2 separate regions of the Homo sapiens genome follow, and region 2 is linked to region 1. Evidence: read pairs that join two places in POLR2A ChIA-PET (ENCODE). Cell type or tissue: A673. All regions are shown on one strand. Links, peaks and the distances in the headings refer to the core of each region. The heading gives the core; the rest is flanking DNA.

What was found. Peaks named below come from ENCODE experiments on the same cell type or tissue, not always from the same donor. Only the 100,000 strongest peaks of a DNase experiment are listed, where the experiment ranks them.
Region 2: POLR2A ChIA-PET joins it to region 1 with 15 read pairs; 5 of 35 experiments call an interaction of 5 or more read pairs at or near these places.

What each region holds. Positions count from the first base shown.
Region 1 is chr19:36,589,832-36,600,834 of GRCh38, reverse strand. It overlaps ZNF529-AS1 (ZNF529 antisense RNA 1), which reads right to left. Exons shown (of 5, transcript NR_173348.1): 4 at 6,904-6,989; 5 at 6,127-6,393. It also overlaps a transcript of ZNF529 not described here. Among named protein-coding and RNA genes, the nearest start is that of ZNF382, 10 kb to the left of the region's middle. In A673, for the core only: no CTCF peak of the experiment used is centred there; no DNase peak of the experiment used is centred there.
Region 2 is chr19:36,413,422-36,423,420 of GRCh38, reverse strand. ZFP82 (ZFP82 zinc finger protein) reads left to right here and starts at 4,777. Exons shown (of 5, transcript NM_133466.4): 1 at 4,777-4,929. It also overlaps the pseudogene ACOT4P1. RefSeq lists enhancers at 1,036-1,718, 5,249-5,408. In A673, for the core only: no CTCF peak of the experiment used is centred there; a DNase peak (open chromatin) is centred at 4,740; H3K4me3 peaks cover 2,927 bases; H3K27ac peaks cover 1,500 bases; H3K27me3 peaks cover 632 bases.

The sequences.
Region 1 (11,003 bases), core at 1,451-9,450:
TATGCAATTCAAAAATTTGTGGAGTTCAAGTGCAGTGGCTCACAAATATGCTCTGTCTAGAACAGGGATACTTCACCTGGAATAATTTGCCTTGGAATTATATACCTAATTATTGTATGTTTATTTTATTCATGCGTATTTTTTCCTCGGCAAAAGTCTCTAATTTTATGAGAGTATTAAGGGTATATACAACCCAAAAATGTTTTGAACCACTGATCTATAACACCTGGAAATGAACTTTAGGAAGAGTTTGTCCAAAAACAATTTCCTGTATTATGTAAATATTAAGTCAGTCAGTTTACATCCAAGTGATGTAATACTACATAGATAATAAGAAATTGGAGATACTAATATAAAAAATATAAGATGGAATATCATATAACATTCATATTTGTGAGCAAAAGTACACAATGAATTGCTAAATTATAAATCAGTTGAACTATGATAGGCGTTTATTAGCAGCTTTTCAAGGATTATATTAACTGGTCATTCAGTAAAGAAAGGCAATGATAAAACCACATTTGTTAAGCCTCCACTGTGGCCCAAACAGTATTTATTCAGTGTGAAAGGGCCACTTACCTCAATTTTGCACATCTGAACAAAAATCTTAATATTGGAAATGTCTCAGTACATTGATGAAATATGGGAAGAGAATGTACAAGACTTGGTCAGGCACGGTGGCTCATGCCTGTAATCCCAGCACTTTGTGAGGCCAAGGTGGGTGGATCACCTGAGGTTAGGAGTTCGAGACTAGCCTGACCAACATGGTGAAACCCCGTCTCTACTAAAAATGGAATAATTAGCTGGGCACGGTGGCACATGCCTGTAATCCCAGCTACTCGGGAGGCTGAGGCAGGAGAATCACTTGAACTAGGGAGGCGGAGTTTGCAGTGAGCCAAGATCGTGCCACTACATTCCAGCCTGGGCAACAGAGTGAGACTCCTTCTCAAAAAAAGAAAAAAAAAAAAAGAATGTGCAAGACTTGGTAGGCTTGTTTATTTTGGTCAGTTTGGTTTTAGTGCTGCTCTGTGTCATTTTGCCAGCCTGTTTGCTCACAGTTTTCTTAATAAGTAAAAGATAGCTTTCCCTCCCAGCTCTTTAGAAAAATGCTTTAGGTTTTATCATTCCTGATGATGGAATTAATGCAGTCTAATTGAAAAAAATTCAGTAACCTAAGTTGACTTATAAAATAGAAAGTTGTAAGTACTCATAGTTTTATTATCTAGAAAATGTTCACTATTAATATTTTGGTGTACATTCTTCTCAATTTTTCCTTGTAGATATGTTAATATGTTCTTGTTTTTTTCAGAAAGATTCACATGAATTAGTCATTTGAATGAGAGAAGACCTCTCTACTCTTAGCTTGAAAAAGAAATTCAAATCAGTCATGCTTTTGTTAGACTTCCATGTGTGTAGGGATAAAAAGGAAGTGTCATTGATGCCCAACTGATTTGACAAACATTCTGAGTATTTACACCTTTTAGAATTATATACATATTAATTTATGCATAATTACCAGGAGAACAGGTAGGCAGCTAAGTAAGGTAGCTAGTCAGAATTATATATGTATGTATGTATTTGTACAGACTTAGGTAACTTTCACAAGACAGCATTAATCTTTCAAGACCAGAAGTCTTAGGAGACTTTGTTATATAAATCACACTGCTGAGGATGGGTTTATGATTTCTGATAACAGAATTGATGTTAATAGTTACAAATAGGCATAAAAGACTGGATTGGCCAAGGAACAAGACTGATCTTTTGTTAATATTTTCAATTTGTTAACTATTTGGGTCAGATTCTCTGAGCTATGTTTATAAGCCGAATGACTTCTCTCTAGCTGCTGTCCTTTTCTTTTTGAAAAAATCTGTGGGTAATGTTGTTAGTGAAGACTAATTACATTTGCAGGCTGTGCTTTGTAAGATATTAGCTTTATAAGAAAGAGCAGGCCTCAGAAAGCATGTTAAGGACAGAAGACACTTTTCTTTAATACTAATAGATTATATGACATGACATAGTCTTTTCATCATCAATACAAATAGATGATATTTATTAGGTGATTTTTAGGTACTTATTATGTGCCATGGGAGTGATTTGTTGTTAGTTTTTTTTCCACTTAATTCTGACAACTCTGTGAGGTACAAGGTGCTGTTGTTTTTCTAATTTTATTGATGAGGAAATCTAGGTAATGCCAATAAAATACTTGTCAAAGCACAGAATTAGTAACTTTCAGAGCTAAGATTAACATATTGAAAGTTTTAATCACATCTTTTGTTCTTATTTGCAACTGTACATAACCTCCCAACCATTTTTTTTTTTTTAAGAGACAGGGTCTTGCTCTGTCACCCAGGCTGGGTTGCAGTGGTGCAATCAAGGCACACTGTAGCCTCAAACTCCTGGGCTCAAGCTACCCTCCTACCTCAGCCTCCTGAGTAGCTGGGACTACAGGTGTGCATGTCACTCGGCCCGGCTAATATTTTTTACTATTGTAGACACAGAGTCTCACTATGTTGCCTAGGCTGGTCTTGAACTCCTGGTCTCAAGTGATCCTCCAGCCTCAGCCTCCCAAAGCGCTGGGATTACAGGCATGAGCCACTGCACCCAGCCAAGAAGTAGTCTTAAATGAAAAGAAAACCATAGAGAATACAGAGAAGCAATGCTAATATAAGGATGCATAACCAGTCAGCTATTACTAGAGTCAAAGCTGAATCCTACCCAGGCAATTCCTTGTACTGGCTGTGCAGCTCTCGTGACCTGACCAACTTTATACCCGCTTCCAAGACCCTCTAGGAACGTGTGTCTTTGTCATTTTAAGTATAGATATCTACAGGAATGTGGCATGGGCTTTTGGTGGGTGAACAGATTGCAGCCTGCTCAAATCTACCTGTTCAGGCAATAATGTAGGATCTGGATAATTTATCCAGTCTCCTGGGGTCCCACTGAATAAAAATATTTCCTTCATGTACCTCTCCTTTTAATATCTACCTATTTTAACTTCTCATAAGTAAAATAATCTTCTACTCAATATCTGTGTAAAATTCATCCATGTTGTTCCATATAGCAGGTACCTGTTCCTTCCTTTTGCTGTGTAGTATTCCATTGTAGGATGTGGCACAGATTATTTATCTGTTCTATTGTTGGAAATTTGAGTTGTTTCAAATTTTTCTATAGAAATACTGCTAGTATGACCATTATTGTCAAAATATGGACAAAGACATGCACATAAGTATTAATCCTCTCCCCCACCCCTGCACACAGACATTATGGAGATAAACAGGGGTAGAATTGCTGGATTGTATGATGTATGTATGTTCAGTTTTCGTAGATACTGCTAAACATTTCCACTGTGGTTGTACTTATGCTGTCAGAAGCACTGCATGAGAATTTTAGTTGTAACAAGTTAAGCACAGTATTATAATCTTTATGGTAACTAAAATAATAGTGCATGACAGTATGAACTAATATGGCAAACTAGAATAATAAAATTATTTGACCAATAAAATAAAAGGTAAGAATGGGGGAATAAAAGAACAACAAAAAAAGAGGGGGACACATAGAAGTAAATGTTGATGAACTTACCTCCAACATAGTAATTAAATTAGTAATTTACATTACATTAAAGAAATTTAATGAAACTGGACTAAACAATAAAAAGATTAACTATTGGCTGGGCACAGTTGCTCATGCCTATAATCCCAGCATTTGAGGGGTGAGATGGGAGCATTGCCTGAGCCCAGGAGTTTGAGACCAGCCTGGGCAACATAGTGAGACCCCATCTCTACAAAAAATTAAAATTAGCTGAGTGTGGTGATGCATGCCTATAATCCCAGCTACTCAGGAGGCTGAGGCGGAAGGATCACTTGAGCCTGTGAAGTCAAGACTGCAGTGAGCTGTGATTGAGCCACTGCACTCCAGCTTGGGTGACAGAGCGAGGGACGAAAAGAACAAAATCAACCATATGCTTTTAGTAGCTGACACACTTTTAAGTATAATGACATAGAAAAGTTGAAAGCAAGGCTGGGCGTGGGGTCTCACATCTGTAATCCCAGCACTTTGGGAGGCCAAGGCGGGCAGATCACTTGAGGTCAGGAGTTCGAGACCAGCATGGCCAACATGGTGAAAACCCCATCTTTACTAAAAATTTAAAAAAATTACCTGGGTGTGGTGACACACACCTATAATCCCAGCTACTCTGGAGGCTGAAGGATGATAATTGCTTGAACTGGGAGGCAGAGGCTGCGGTGAGCTGAGACCAAGTCACTGTACTCCAGCCTGGGTGACAGAGTGAGACTCCATCTCAAAAAAAAGAAGAAAAAAAAAGTTGAAAGCAAAAGTATGAAGGTGGTAATGCAAACACCAACAAAAGCTGATGTTTATTTATGTCAAAAAAATAGAGTTTAAGGCCAAAAATATTATGAGAGATAACATGGAGGCAGCTCATAATGATAAAAGTTTATACCCAAGGCTGGGTGCGGTGGCTCACGTCTGTAATCCCAGCACCTTAGGAGGCTGAGGCAGGTGGATCACGAGGTCAGGAGTTCGAGACCACCCTGGCCAACATAGTGAAACCCTGTCTCTACTAAAAATATAAAAATTAGCCAGGTGTGGTGGCACACGCCTGTAGTCCCAGCTACTCAGGAGGCTGAGGCGGGAGAACCTGGGAGGTTCTTGAACCCAGGAGGCAGAGGTTGCAGTGAGCCAAGACCATGCCATTCCACTCCAGCCTGGGTGACAGAGTAAGACTCTGTCTCAAAAAAAAAAAAAAAAAAAAAAAAAAGAGCTTCAGGATATAAAAAGGTCAATAAAAGAGAAAGGATGAATAGACAAATTCAGTCATCATTGGAGATTTTAGCACACCTTTCAGTAACTTAGAATAAGGAGACTAGAAATTATTAATGATGGAGGTGAGCAAACGACCTAATTGACATATATAGAATACTGTATCCAACTAGATATAGTACCATATATATTTATTTATACTTCTATATAGATATGTATAATGTAGATATATGCTATCTCCAACTAGACAATATTATATGTATATTGTAGGTATATGCTACATCCAACTAGAGAATATAAGTCTGACACTTACTGAAATTTAGGCAAATTACTTGCCCTCTTTGTTTTTTGTTTTTTGAGACAGAGTCTTGCTCTGTCGTCCAGGCTGGAGTGCAGTGGCACAATCATGAGGCTCACTGCAGTCTCAAACTCCTGGGCTCAGGTGTTCAAGTAGCTCAACCTCCAAGAAGCTAGGACTACAGATGCACACTACCACACCTGGCTAATTTTTTAATGTTTTGTTGTAGGGACAGGATCTTGCTATGTTGTCTAGGCTGATCGCGAACTCTTGGCCTCAGTCCTCCCACCTTGGCCTCCCAAAGTGCTGGGGTTACAGGCATGAGTCACTGCACCTGGCTTACTTGCTTTCTTTACCTTTTGTGTCTTGCTCTGTTGAATGGAAATAATATATTAAATTATAGAGCTGCATGAGGATTAAATGACAAGGTTTATAAAGCACTTCTCAAGAGAGTTCTTTGTAAATATTGTCAAGCTGCAGAGGTCATAAATTCACTCTTCTTCAACTTGGATACTGAGAAAAGAGGTAGTGACCAATGCTACTGAAGGAAGTTGTGTAGTGATTGTGATTGAGAAATAGGAGGCCGGGCATGGTGGCTCACGCCTGTAATCCCAGCACTTTGGCAGGCCAAGGCGCGTGGATCACAAAATCAGGAGTTCGAGACCATCCTGACCAACAGGGTGAAACCCCGTCTCTATTAAAAATACAAAAATCAGCCAGGCATGGTGGTGCATGCCTGTAATCCCAGCTACTCAGGAGGCTGAGGCGGGAGAATCACTTGAACCCAGGAGGCGGAGGTTGCAGTGAGCCGATATTGTGCCACTGCACTCCAGCCCGGGTGACAGAGCAAGACTCCATCTCAAAAAAAAAAAAGAAAAAAGAAAAAAGAAATAGGAAGTGCTGAGCTAGAAGCAGTTGGGTTGGCTGGGAGGCAGGATTCCATGTGGCCCAATGCCATTTTGAAATGGCATTGTTTTCTGCTTTTGTGTGTGTGGTGTGATCAGGCAGTTCCAGTTGCTGCATGACAAACCACCCCAAAACTTCATGGCTTAGAACAATAACATTCTTTTTAATTATGAATCTGCATATTAGAGCATTGGGGGACAGCTAGTCTCTGCTCTACTTGGCTTCAGCTGAGGTGGCTTGGAGGTTGGGAGTCGGAATCATCTGAAGGCTTGCTCGTTTTCACGTGTGGTGGTTGATGTTGGCTGTTGGCTGGAGCTTCAGCTGACTACAGCTGGAATATCTAGTTGTGGCCTTTCTATGTAGCTGCTTGGATTCCTCACAGCATGATGGCTGGATTCCATGGGGGGCATCTTGAGAGAGATTAGGATGAAGTTCTGTTGCCTTTTCTAACCTAGCCTTGTTAGATACACAGTGTCATTTCTGTTGTATTCTGTTTATCAAGGGAGTCCCAAAGGCCTACCCAATTTCAAGAGAAAGGGAAATAGACTGTACCTCTTGAAGGGGTTAGTGGCAAAGTTTGGAAGAGCATGCAGGACCAGAAATGGTGTTATTGGTCTCACTGGAATTTATGGTCTCTGATCATTCCTGATGCCATTCATGCAGTTCTGGTGTGGATGGTGTCATCCCTTTGCAACCCTAGAAAGTAAAATGGAGGGAGCATTTTCTCCCTCTGTTATCTCAAGATAGGGTTGAGTGGCTTAATTTTAGGTCCAGGTCAGCATTAGCAGAGTGTGGGATGGGCCAGAAACTTGCTGTCTGGACCCTACTTTTAGATTATGAGGATGTCTGCTTGGTGTCTACATCTGTCTGCTGGACTCCTTGTGGGTGCAGGGTTTCATTTTGTCCAGAATCCCTCTTACCTCCCCGATTTTGGAAGCTGAGAGGCACATCTCATCTCATGGGCAGTTTTCCTTCCCCAGCTCTTGCCTCTGTGGTCTCAGTGCTTCTGCAAAGAGAGGACCCCTGAGGAAGACTGACAAGTTCTTAACCATTTTTAGCCATGGTTTTGGTGAACTGTTTGTCTCTACTTCTTAAACACAGTCATATTTTAGATCATGTAAACATTATCTTATCTTGAAATGTCCTATGTAACAGAGATCTAAGAAGTTGTCCCCAGTTCCAGTGAGTGATGATGCCAAACAGCCCAAGATTCTCCTAATGGATCCCTCTATTTTCCCATTAATATTTAGCATCCACTATCGGTTCAGCCCTTTTTTTTCGGAACAGTAAAATGAAAGCTCTTGAAGAGGTATTGGACCATCCAAAAGATGGTGGACGGATGATTAAAAGAAGCTGATTTCATTCGATTATAGATTGGGACCTATCCAGGCACAGTGGCTCATGCCTGTAATCCCAGCACTTTGGGAGGCCAAGGCAGGCAGATCGCTTGAGCCCTGGAGTTCAAGAGTAGCCTGGGCAACATGGTGGAAACTCCATCTCTATAAAAAATTAGCCAGGTGAGGTGGCGCATGCCTGTAGTCCCCGATACTCTGGAGGCTGAGGTGGGAGAATCACCTGAGCTGGGGAGGTCGAGGGTGCAGTGAGCGGTGATCACGCCACTGAACTCCAGCCTGGGTGACAGACTGAGACCCTATCTATAAAAAGAAAAAAGAATCTACTCTTTAGGATTTTTAAGTAAATACTTGAGTCATCTACAGAGGAAGTTTTCTTCTTTGCCAGTATTTATAGGTTTCATTTATTTTGTTGCCTTATTGTAATCGCTAGGACTTGCATTAGTAGTCATAGATAGGCATTGTTGCCTTTTTTATCATAGGAGGATTGTATTTAATATTTCATCACTATATTATAGCTGGAAGTTTTCATAGACTATCAAATTGAACAAGTTCTCATCTACTTCTAGCTTGCTGAGAGTTTTCATCATGAAGGGATATTGTATTTTGTCCGATAATTTTTTATATACTAAAGTGATCATATTTTTTTCTCCTTTATTCAACTAATATGAATAAAATTGATTTTTAAAACTGTTAAGCAGAAAACAATGCCATTTCAAAATGTCATTGGCCTACATGGAATCCTGCCTCCCAGCCAACCCAACTGCTTCTAGCTCAGCATTTTCTATTTCTCTTTTTCTTTTTTGTTAAATCTTGTATTAGTGGTTCATTTTGTAACCTTTTTACATATTTCTAGATTAAATTTGCTACCATTTTCTTTTTTCTTTCTTTCTTTTTTTTTTTTTGGAGACAGAGTCTTGCTTTGTTGCCCAGGCTGGATTGCAGCGGCGTGATCTCGGCTCACTGCAACTTCCATCTCCCAGGTTCAAGCGATTCTCTTGCTTCAGCTTCCCGAGTATCTGTGACTACAGGCACGTGTCACCATGCCCAGCTAGTTTTTTGTATTTTAGTGGAGACGGAGTTTGACCATGTTGCCCAGGGTGGTCTTGAACTCCGGAGCTCAGGCAGTCCGCCCGCCTTGGCCTCTCAAAGTGCTAGGATTACAGGTGTGAGCCACTGTACCAGGCCTTTCTTTTTTTTTTTTTTTTTTTTTTTGAGACAAAGTCTTGCTCTGTTGCCCAGGCTGCAGTGCAGTGGCATGATCTCGGCTTACTGCAACCTCCGCCTCCCGGGTTCAAGTGATCCTCCCACCTCAGCCTCCCAAGTAACTGGGAGTACAAGCATGCACTGCCATGCCTGGCTAATTTTTTTTTTTTTCTGTATTTTTAGTAGAGACAGGGTTTCACCATGTTGGCCAGTCTGGTCTCCCAACTCCCGACCTCAAGTGATCCACCCGCTATGGCCTCCCAAAGTGCTGGGATTATAGGCACGAGCTGCTATGCCCAGCCAAATTTGCTACCATTTTCTTAAGAATTTTTGCATGAGGTTTTTGGTCTGTCATTTCTTTCCTTGTAATATCTTTATCAGGTTTTGGTATTAGGGTAGTACTGGCCTCAAAAAATGAACTGTCCTCTCCTTCCCTATTTTCTGGAAAAGTGTGTGTAAGATTGGTATTATTTGTTCCTTAAATTTCTGGTTGAATTATCTGGCAAAACCATCTAGGCCTGGAGATTTCTTTTTTTGATGTAATAAATTAAATTTCCTTTTTTTTTTTTGAGATGGAGTTTCGCTCTGTCGCCCAGGCTGGAGTGCAGTGGCACAATCTTGGGTCACTGCAAGCTCCGCCTCCCGGGTTCACACCATTATCCAGCCTCAGCCTCCTGAGTAGCTGGGACTACAGGCAGGCGCCCACCACCACGCCCGGCTGATTTTTTTGTATTTCTTAGTAGAGACGGGGTTTCACCATGTTAGCCAGGATGGTCTCGATCTCCTGACCTTGTGATCCGCCCGCCTCGGCCTCCCAAAGTGCTGGGATTACAGGTGTGAGCCACTGCGTCTGGCCTCAATTTCCTTAATGTATCTGTTTCATCTTGTGTGTTTCAGTAAGTTATATATTTTTTTTTAGAAATTTTGTCCATTTCATCTGAATTCTCAAATTTGTTGACTTGTCTATAATAATTATTTTCTTTTTTTTTTTTTTTTGAGACGGAGTCTCACTCTGTCACCAGGCTGGAGTACAGTGGTGCAATCTTGGCTCACTGCAACCTCTGCCTCCTGGGTTCCAGCGATTCTCCTGCCTCAGCCTCCCGAGTAGCTGGGACTACAGGCGCACACCACCATGCCCAACTAATTTTTGTATTTTTAGTAGAGATGGGGTTTCACCATGTTGGGAGGATGGTCTCGATCTCTTGACCTCATGACCTGCCCACCTTGGCCTCGCAATAATTCTGTTAGACTTCTAATATCTAAAATGCTCCTTAGTGATAAGTTCTTTCATGTAATTTGTCTTTGCAGTTTTTAAATTGATAATTCTAGCTAAGGTTTTTATCAACTCTTTTTTTTTTTTTTTTGAGACGGAGTCTTGCTCTGTTGCCAAGTCTAGAGTGCAGTGGCACTATCTCAGCTCACTGCAACCTCCACCTCCCAGGTTCAGGTGATTCTCCTCCCTCAGCCTCCAGAGTAGCTGGGACTACAGGCGCATGCCACCATGCCTGGCTAATTTTTGTATTTTTAGTAGAGATGGGGTTTCACCATGTTGGCCAGGCTGGTTCCAAACTCCTGACTTTAGGTGATCTGCCCGCCTCGGCCTCCCAAAGTACTGGGATTACAGGCATGAGCCGTCATGCCCACCCAAGGTTTTATCAATTTTGTTGATTTTTCAGAGAATTCACTTTTAGTTTGGCTAATTATATATTTCATTTATTTTTTTCTCTCATCTTATTTCCTTTCTTCTGGGTACCGAGGGTTTACTCTGCTTTTCCTTTTCTAGCCTTTTAAAGTAGAACCTGTAGTTATTGATTCTAGGCCTTCTCTTCTAATATAAGCATTTAAATACAGAATCCCTACTTTAACTCCATTCCACAAATTTTCTTTTTATTTATTTATGTATTTACTTATTTATTTTTGAGGTAAAGTCTCACTCTGCCACCTGGGCTGGAGTGTAGTGGTGTGATCATGGCTCACTGCAACCTCGACTTCCCGGGCTCAAGCGATCCTTCTGCCTCAGCCTCCCACATAGCTGGGACCACAGCCATGCAATTGCACACCACCACATCCTGTTAATTTTTGTATTTTGTAGATATGAGGTTTCACCCTGTTGCCTAGGCTGGTCTGAAACTCCTGAGCTCAAGCGATCCACCCGCCTTGGCCTCCGAAAGTGCTGGGATTATACATATGAGCCCCCATGCCTGGCCCCACAAATTTTTATATGGTGCATTTTCATTATCAGTTAGTTCAAACTATTTTCGTTTTCCCTTTGATTTCTTCTTTAACCTATGGATTATATAGAAGTGTGTTTAATTTCCAAACATTTGTGGGTTTTCTAGGTACTTCATTGTCAATGATTCCTAATTTCATTTGACCAAAGAATACATTGTGTACGATTTTGATCCTTTGAAATTCACGGATGCTTTTTTTATGGCCTAGTATGTGGTCTGTCTTGAATATAA
Region 2 (9,999 bases), core at 1,511-9,510, 180 kb after region 1:
TTCTAAAATGTCATTTAATTTCCAATTGCAAACATCCCCAGTGTTATATCTCTTAGATATCTCCTCTGTGGCCTCTCCGGGCGGCTACCTTGTGTTTTGAGGAGATTGCTGTGCTAGATAGAGGCTGTAACTCAACAACTTCTCTTTACCTATATCTATGGGAAAATTAAATTACATGTATGATACTTTGTTCAGAGATTTCTAGTTTACTAATTTTTTTTTTCTTGAGACAGAATCTTGCTCTTATCTTCCAGGATGGAGTGCAATGACATGATCTTGGCTCACTGCAACCTCCGCTTCCCGGGTTCAAGCGATTCTCCTGCCTCAGCCTCCCAAGTAGCTGGGATCACAGGTGCCCGCCACCACTCCTGGCTGATTTTTGTATTTTTTGTAGAGATGGGGTTTCGCCATGTTGGCCAGGCTGGTCTCGAACTCCTGACCTCATGATCTGCATGCCTCAGCCTCCCAAAGTGCTGGGATTACAGGCGTGAGCTACTGCGCCCGGCCGATTTTTTTTTTTTTTAATGACAAAGACATGGCTTTAATGTTATCCAGGAGACAGCTGATTCACATAGGGTTATTGAACACTAGAATCTGATCTTGACTCTCTCATGTCAACAACAGACAAACGCATTACAATTTAGGGAAAGCTGTTTTCTGGGTACCTCCCAGGTGTTTGCAGAAGGCGGCTAGAATTTGCTTCCAGGCATCTACCTGGGCCTTAGAATGAGCCCTGGCTCCCCAACCCATATCACGTGTTTGTTCAGTAATTTGTGAAGGGAAGCTGGGCACAGGGGGAAGTAAGGAGGCTCAGTGTAAAGCCCAGTCCCAGGGTAACAGATGATCTGGGGTTTTTCCTTTCCATGGGCCCGTAACCGTTCAGAGACTGGGCATACAACTCACTCCTCCAGTTATGGTCATCCTGACCAACAATGAAAATGATGGGGCCCTGGGCCTTCTCCATTGAAATCATGCTGGGGTTCTTATACCCTCCTACAAGATCATTCTTTATATCCACGACGTCCACGAGGCCTGAGAAAGCTACCTTGATTCTCCTCAGGTCATAGCCCAATGGTGGAATGCTATTCTGCTTACAGTTTATGCCTCTGTTCCCACTGATCCCGGATCCATTGATGGAAACTGTGTCTGAGTCATTCTTCAAGAATGAGGCCATTGAGAGACAAATATCAGCTCCTAGAGAAATGCCCCAAAGCCCAGTGCCTGGGCCTTTTACCTGGGGATGTTGAAGCATGTAGCATAGGGCTTCTTCGAAGTACTCCAGGGGTATGTTGTCCACGTTCTTGGGGAGATCTTCAAAGTTATAACAAGCTAGAGCGAACGTGGCAAAGCCATGGCCAGCAAGGAGGCTGGCTCGATATTCCAACAGGCTCCCTCCATTACCAAAGATGCCAATGATCCCTAGGAAGGGTCCAGGTCCTGGCGGCAGGAAGAGCGTGGCGCGCACCCGGCCCGCGCGCACCGAATCGCTCCGCACCCCTTGTGGGAGGAAGTCGCGCTCGTGCCGCGCCTGTCACAACAGCCGTCCAGGCTCGGGGTCGTGGCCGTCCAGCACCTCCAACTCCACGATAAAGGGAATCTGTACGTCCCGCTTCAGAAAGCGCCAAAAAGGTTTCTTGGATTCCAGGGCCCAGAGCAGCCCCATGGACTCTAGCCCCCTAAAGCTGCCGCCCAGCACGGGCGCGCGCTCCAGGTCCAGCTCGCCGCGGGCGTCGGCGCAGTAGCGGAAGAGCCCAGCCTTCTCGTCGCGCAGGGACGCGCGCGCAGCGTGTCCAGCGGCTCCGAAGCCAGGCCGCGCATGGTGATGCGCACCGGCTTGTCTCGGCAGCCGCGGCCCGCGGGCTCCAGGATCAGCGTTGCTGACATCTCGGAGCTGGAGCGGGGAATCTTAAGGTCGAGGCCCGAGGCCCGTCCAAGATCGTGGCAAGTGCGCCGATTGTCCAGAGGGCGTCCGGCGTCCCCTGGTGCCGGGAGCGGCCGGTGGCTGAGCAGTCCCAGAAAGCGCCTGGGACTTTAGACCAGTTAACCCGGCGCCCTGGACTCGTCTGAGGCAAAAGGAGCCAGACTCCTCTCCTGGGTCCTCTCCTTGGGCCCCGGGGAGCGCAGACTTTTTTTTTTTTTTTTTTCCTTTTTTTAATTTTGAGACAGGGTCTCGCTCTGTCGCCCAGCCCGGAGTGCAGTGGCCGATCCATAGCTCACTGTAATCTCGATCTCACAGGCTCAAGCTATCCTCCTGCCTTGGCCTTCCGAGTATGTGGGACTACAGGCATGAGTCATCACGCCTGGCCTAAGCCATCACGCCTGGCCTGATTTTTTTTTTTTACTTGGAAAAAAATATATACTTCACTCCCACAAAGTATTATTTTAGACTCCTGCCCCGTTATTCCTAGAGAATTAAAATTTCCAAGTAAAGTAAAAACAAAAAAGTAGTGAAGACAGAAGAGTATTTAACCATATCGCTGTAGAAAATTGTATTGAATATTCTAAGGCATGTGCTTGTCCTTTTTGTGTCTGTTGGTAGAAAAAGAATAAACATTAAACTCAGCTTAGTATTTCCAAAGTAGTAAGAAACACTTTTGCACATAAGGATACTTTGGGAAACCTTGTTTCCCCCACTGTCTTTACACTGAGTGAGTAACAAGGCTCTGTAAAGACGCAGGGGAATTGGTCACTAGCAGGCAAGGCAGACATCAAGCACTGTAAGAAATCAGAGACTGACTTCAAAGAAAACTCAGCGTTTACTGATAAATTGTGTTATATTACCCCATCAATGGCTAGCCTTCATGCCATGAAAATGCATCCATGTTAATGATGTCACTGTCTTACCTAACTGCAGGTGACAGCTGCCATGACATAGAAATGACATTGAACTTAAGGAAAACACTATACTGTTGCAAAATCCTTGTTAAAACCAAACATCTTAAATGCATTTGAAGCAGCGTGTCTAAGCCACGTAAAATCAAACCCTTGATAGTTATTAGCTGGCCTTCTTCTATAAAGAAAGCTTTCTTTTTTCTTTGTGCTTATTTAATGGGGTACAATCAATTATAGACATAATTGGTGGCACAGGGAAAATAATTATTTCAAGTAGTTTTTAAACACTAGCTGTATAACTAAGAGGGACATATAAAAACAGGGATTGGCAAACTTTTTCTTTAAAGGGCCTGATAGTAAATACAGTCAATCTTCATTCACAGATTCTGAATTTGTGAATTCATCTACTTGCTAAAACTTTTTTATAAACCCAGAGTCAATATTTGCAGCACCTTTGTGGTCATTTGTGGACATCCGAAGAGCGGTGAACCTTTTTGAGTCCCTTAACAGGCATGTTCTCAGCCAAAGTCAAACAAAGTGACCCTCTATCTTCTTATTTCAGCTCTCATACTGTAAACAGGTACCCTTTTTGCAGTCCATTTAGTACCTTGGCTTCTCATATTTTTGTTTTTTGCTGGTGATTTTGCTGTTTCAAAGGGACCCCAAATGTAGTAGTACTAAAGTGCTGTTGATGTTCCTATGAATGAGAAAGCGGTCATGTGTCTTACAGAAAAAATACATGTGTTAGATAAGCTTCATTCAGGCATGAGTTATGGAGCTGTTGGCCATGAGTTCAATGTTAATGAATCAATAATATATATTAAAGTGTTTAAATAGAAACACAATAAGGCCAGGCGCGGTGGCTCATGCCTATAATCCCAGCACTTTTGGGAGGCCAAGGCGGGTGGATCACCTGAGGTCAGGAGTTTGAGACCAGCCTGGTCAACATGGTGAAACTCCGTTTCTACAAAATACAAAAATCAGCTGGGCATGGTGACATGCATCTGTATTCCCAGCTACTCTGGGGGCTGAGGCAGGAGAATTGCTGGAACCCGGGAGGCGGAGGAGGTTGCAGTGAGCCAAGATCCCACCACTGCACTCCAGCCTGGGTGACAGAGCAAGACCCTATCTCAAAAAAAAAAAAAAAAAAGAAAAAAAGAAAATAAACACAATAAAATAAGCTTATGCATTCATCGGTTGACTAAAATGTGACCAGATGCTTACAGGAAACTAACCCTGTATTTCCCCTAGAAGCAGTGGAATGGTATTCACTAATTCCGTGTTTGTAGCAAGTTTATAGACCATAACTACTGTGAATAGTGAGAACTGACTGTATTTTAGGCTGCGTGGGCCATCTGGTCTGTGTAACTACTCGAGTCTGTCCTTGTAGCTCAAATATAGCAATAGACAGTACACAATCAAACACGGCTATGTTCCAATAAAACTTTTATTTATGGACACTGAAATTTGACATGTATGATTTTCATATTTCACAAAATATTGTTCTCCTTTTCATTGTTTTTACCATTTAAAAATACAGAAATGGAAAATATAGGAACTGGCTTCCCCGAATCTCCGGAGTCACACGGTCTCAAATCCCAACAGCCACACCCAGTGAAAGAATCCCACCCAGGAGCGCGCCAGGGACAGACTCGCAGCGCCGTCCTCGCTCACAGGGCTCCCTAGTTGGCACTATAGAGAGGCGGTCGCGGGCGCCCCTCTTTAACGCGCCAGCCATCTGTCCCCGCTCCCCTCCAGGCCCTGCCGCGCCGTCCCCAGGCGCTAAGGGACTCGAAGCGCAGCCTCGCTGGGACGGACCTAGCTCCGGCTCCGGGTTCACGCAGAGCAGGGGCTGCACCAGCGAGCGGACCCTTGAGACTGGCCGCGCCTGCGCACTCCGTGAGCGCGCCCGGCCCTCCCAGCAGCCTCCGCGCGCAGCCCGTTAGGCCCCGGGGATTGTGGCGTGACCCGGCAGCGGCTTCCTCCGTTCGGGCATCGCTGTGCCTCGGGTTCGCGCCCCGAGTGAGCAGTCCTGGCCCGGAGCGTCGGTCCTGGTAATCTGTAGGAAAAGCGCTGCGGCCCAGGGGGTAAAGAGAGGTAAGCGGGGCCACTGCAGTATCGCAGAGGGGCGGGAGCCCGCGCCTCAGGCCCGGGTGTGTGTGTCGTGGGCGTGACGGGGCCGGGGCTGGGACGTGACGGAGTCTGTGCGGCTGACTTGGGTGCAGAGACTATTGTATGAGCGAAGGTTGTTGTGGCCGTGGAGTGCGTGACTGACCCCAGCATCCTCTGCCCACACCGGGCCCAGCTGCAGAGAAATGGCCCTCGGTCAGTTTCTGCACGCCAAAGACTCCCAGCAGAAACGCGCAGACTAGGCCGGACCAGGTGGCTCACATCTGTAATCCCAGAGCTCTGGGAGAGCGAGGCGGGAGGATCGCTGGAAGCCAGGAGTTCGAGACCAGCCTGGGCAGCAAAGCGAAACTCCCATCTGTACCAGAAATTTAAAAAATGAGCCGGGTGTGATGGCGTGCTCCTGTGGTCCCAGCCACTCGAGAGGCTGAGGCGGGAGGATGGCTTGAGCCTAGGAGGAGATTGAGGCTGCAGCGAGCTATGATAGCACCACTACTCTCCAGCCTGGGCAACAGCGAAACAAGGCTCAGACCCGACCTTGGGATAGGAATATTAGAACTGAACGAGCCCCCGCTCCCGCCCAGGCTTGCTCCTGGAAGGGACTCCCACACCACCTCCTCGCGGACCCGGACCCACGCACGTGCACTCACAACTCTGAAGAGTCCAGCTGCAGGTTTCAGAACCACAGCATTGCTTCCAGGAAGCTATTGTGAACTCCAGTTCTAGCCCCGGGCATCCATGACCCTGGCCTTTCTTTGATACTGGGAAGAGTTAACAACACCATCTCTCTTATGTTACTCTGGTTATGTGTGGGTGGGCGGTGGGGGCATTGTGCCCTATGCGAGGCTGGGCTGCAAGAAAAGCCTGGTTCCCTTATTAGCCAGTCCTGCCCAATTCTTTAAGAAAAGGGGTCCGAGCGGGAGGAGGAATGAATTGCTGTTGCCTGTTTAAGTCAAGGTCGAGGCGAGTGGGTGTTTCTGCTTTCTTCTGTGAAATGCATTCTTATTTCTTAGGACATGAGAATATTTGTTTCATTCTCCATAAATGTCCTGTCCATTGAGCTGATACCTAGGTCCCCTCCCGAGAGCCTGTATGCACATACCCATTTGGTAGATGTTTTTCATTACTTCTGTGGGCCTTCTTTTAATTACTATGTGTAAAGTTCTTAGAACAGTTCCTGAGACCTCGTTAGTACTTAATAAACCTTAGTTATGTATTCTTAAGTAGTGATTTGGAGCAATTCTACATCAGCCTTCTATAGATGGGGGGAAAATGAAAATACTAAGCCAATTGTGGTGAGTATTTCCTAGTAAAAAATAAATGAGCCAGATCAGATGCTTAAATAGTCTAAAACAGGAATTCTTTTTTTTTTTTTTTTTTTTTTTTTTTGAGACAGGGTCTTGCTCTGTCACCCAGGTTGGAGTGCAGTGGCACAATCTCAGCTCACTGCAACCTCCCTTTCCGTGGTTCAAGCGATTCTTATACCTCAGCCTCCCAAGTAGCTGGGATTACAGGCCTGCACCACCACACCCAGCTAATTTTTGTATTTTTAGTACAGACCGGGTTTTACCATGTTGGCCAGGCTGGTCTCAAACTCCTGGCCTCAAGTGATCTGCCTGCCTCGGCCTCCCAAAGTGCTGGAATGACAGGCATGAGCCACCGCCCCCAGCCTAGAACAGGAATTCTTTTTTTTTTTTTTTTTTTTGAGACGGAGTTTCGCTCTTATTTCCCAGGCTGGAGTGCAATGGTGTGATCCCAGCTCACCGCAACCTCCGCCTCCCAGGTTCAAGCGATTCTCCTGCCTCAGCCACCCTAGTAGCTGGGATTACAGGCATATACCACCACGCCTGCCTAATCTTGTATTTTTAGTAGAGACGGGGTTTCTCCATGTTGGTCAGGCTGGTCTTGAACTCCCGACCTCAGGTGATCTGCCCGCCTTGGCCTCCCAAAGTGCTGGGATTACAGGCATGAGCCACCGTGCCCGGCCATAGAACAGGAATTCTTAACCAGAAGTAATTTGAATTCATTTGAGGCTTTCAGGGGACCAGATACTCTTTGAAATTGTACGTAAAATTGTTATAGATATCTGTTAATATGCCACTTTTATGGGGAGAAAATATGTAATTTAATGAGATTATCAAACATGATCCATTAAGATTCAGATCTACTGGCCTAGAATCAAAGTCTGTAACCTTTGAGAATGTTTTTCAATGTTAGACACAAAATTAGTGTCTAATAGTAGGAAATGATTAAATAAGCCACACTCCATGTGATGCAGCTTTTTGCCATTAATAAATACTGTTAATTATGAGAAGGAAAAAAAGCTTGTGATCGATGTTGTCTAAGCAATAGTTTTGAACAAGATGACTCACAAAACCTTTAATCATGTATGAATCGCTCTTAATAAGCTAGAGATTTATAAAACATTTTGCAAGGATTATACATAATATAAAACTAGTTTCTTAGTGGAGAAAAAAAGATAAACTGTTGTTTACCACACTGTTCTGTCTGCTTTGGTATACTTTTACTGAATTTAGGAATGTCGCTTGATTGTGTTCATTCATAGAAGAATCTTGAGAGTGAAAATAGCCCATCGTTTTGATGAAGAACAGTTAAAGAACTGATGGGTGTTACTTATTTGTGCCACACTGTTGTTTATTTTCCCAAAACCCACTCATGTCACAGGCTTATAGAATCACAATTTTCTTAACAACTAAAAGATATTCCTTCTTCACAACTCTGTTTTTAATTCTATGTGTATGAAAATAGTTTAATTGGCTGGGCGCAGTGGCTCACGCCTGTAATCTCAACACTTGGGAGGCTGAGGTGGGCAGATCACCTGAGGTCAGAAGTTTGAGACCAACCTGGCCAATATGGTAAAACCTGTCTCTACTAAAAATAGAAAAATTAGCTGGGCACAGTGGCGCCTGCCTGTAATCCCAGCTATTTGGGAGGCTGAGGCAGAAGAATTGCTTGAACCCATGAGGCAGAGGTTGCAGTGAGCCGAGATCCTGCCATTACACTCCAGCCTGGGTGACAGAGTGAGACTCAGTCTCCAAAAAAAAAAGAAAGTCCTGGTTTAAGCTGCCAACTATATTTAGTACTATTCAGAACAGATTTTCTCCATCCCCTACCACCCAGTCATCTTCACTCTATAAGAATAAAATTTAAGTTGCCCGTAGTCTCACCATCCACAATAAATATTACTATTCTAATGTTTGCTTTTCCATTTTTTTCTGTGCACTTGTGCACATGTGTTTGTTTTCCAAAATAGAATCACAACAATTGATCATTTAAGGAGACAAAGACTCTGCAACACTTTGTTTGAAAAAGGAAAAAGAGGTTGGGCCTGGTGGCTCACGCCTGTAATTCCAGCACTTTGGGAGGCCAAGGTGGGCGGATCACCTGAGGTCAGGAGTTCCAGACCAGCCTGACTAACATGGTGAAACCCTGTCTCTACTAAAAATACAAAATTAGCCAGGCGTGGTGGTGCATGCCTGTAATCCCAGCTGCTTGGGAGGCTGAGGCATGAGGACCACTTGAACCCGGAAGGTGGAGGTTGCAGTGAGCCGAGATCTTGCCATTGCATTCCAGCCCGGGCAACAGGAGCGAAACTGTCTCAAAAAAAAAAAAAAAGTATTTAATATGATACCTTATCAAAGCAAAATTCTTGAGCTGGTTTTATGATATGGAATGGTGTCCCTTTGGAGCTACTAGGGATGGAAAGTAACAGGGGCCTTGCTCTACTTTTTGATTTCTGTGAATCCTTTTTTGATAACATTATTAAGAAGAATTACATAGGCCAGGTGCGGTGGCTCATCTCTATAATCCCAAGACTTTGGGAGGCCGAGGCAGGCAGATCACGAGGTCAGGAGATCGAGACCATCCTGGCCAACATGGTGAAACCCTGTCTGTACTAAAATACAAAAAATCAGCCGGGTGTGGTGGCATGCTCCTGCAGTCCCAGTTACTTGGGAGGCTGAGGCAGGGGAATCACTTGAACCCGGGAGGCAGAGATTGCAGTGAGCTGAGATCATGCCACTGCATTCCAGCCTGGCGACAGAGCAAGATTGTGTCTCAAAAAAAAAAAAAAAAAAGTAGAATTACATTTTCAAGCCTAGTTCTAACATTTATCAATGTTTTAAGAGCAATGCTGAAAAATCTCAAAAATCTCAAAAATCCCTTTAGAGAAAGGGACTGCTATTGAAATTGTTAAAGATAATTTATCAGCAAATACCAAATTTTTAAATTGAAAATTATTGAAGCCAGTGTGGTGGCTAACGCCTGTAATCCCAGCACTTTGGGAGGCCAAGGCGGGCGGATCACGAGGTCAGGAGATCGAGACTATGTTGGCTAACATGGTGAAACCCCGTCTCTACTAAAAATACAAAAAATTAGCCGGGCGTGGTGGCGGGCACCTGTAGTCCCAGCTACTCGGGAGGCTGAGGCAGACGATTGGCCTGAACCCGGGAGGTGGAACTTGCAGTGAGCCGAGATCTTGCCACTGCACTCCAGCCTGGGTAACAGAGCGAGACTGCATCTCAAAAAAAAAAAAAAAAAATTATTGAAGATAATTTTTAAAATAGTGGAATGAGGGGTATGTGATGTTTTTCACTGAATTTAGTGCTTACAGTAAGCCATTTTAAGTGCTTTATGTATTATGTTCTTAACCTTCACAACAACCCTATAAGGTAGGTACTGTTTATTCCTTAGTTTATATCTGAGGAAACTGAGACACTGAAAATTAATGCGTCCAAATTCTCACAGTTAATAATTCTCAGAGCTCTGTTCATATCCTGAATCTTGATAACAAAGCCTGTATTTTTAATAACTGAGAGTCTGCCACCTCCCAACATTGTACATATTCTTTTAGTCTGACTCCCATAGCTAGTAATTTATCATGAATATCTTCCTTCTTTAATTAATGTGGGCCAATGCCATCATTAATAATTGCATAATGTGCTATAATATAGTAGAACATCATTTATTCAACTTGTTGCCTACTGTTAGGTATTTGATTTCAGGTTGTCGTAAATTATT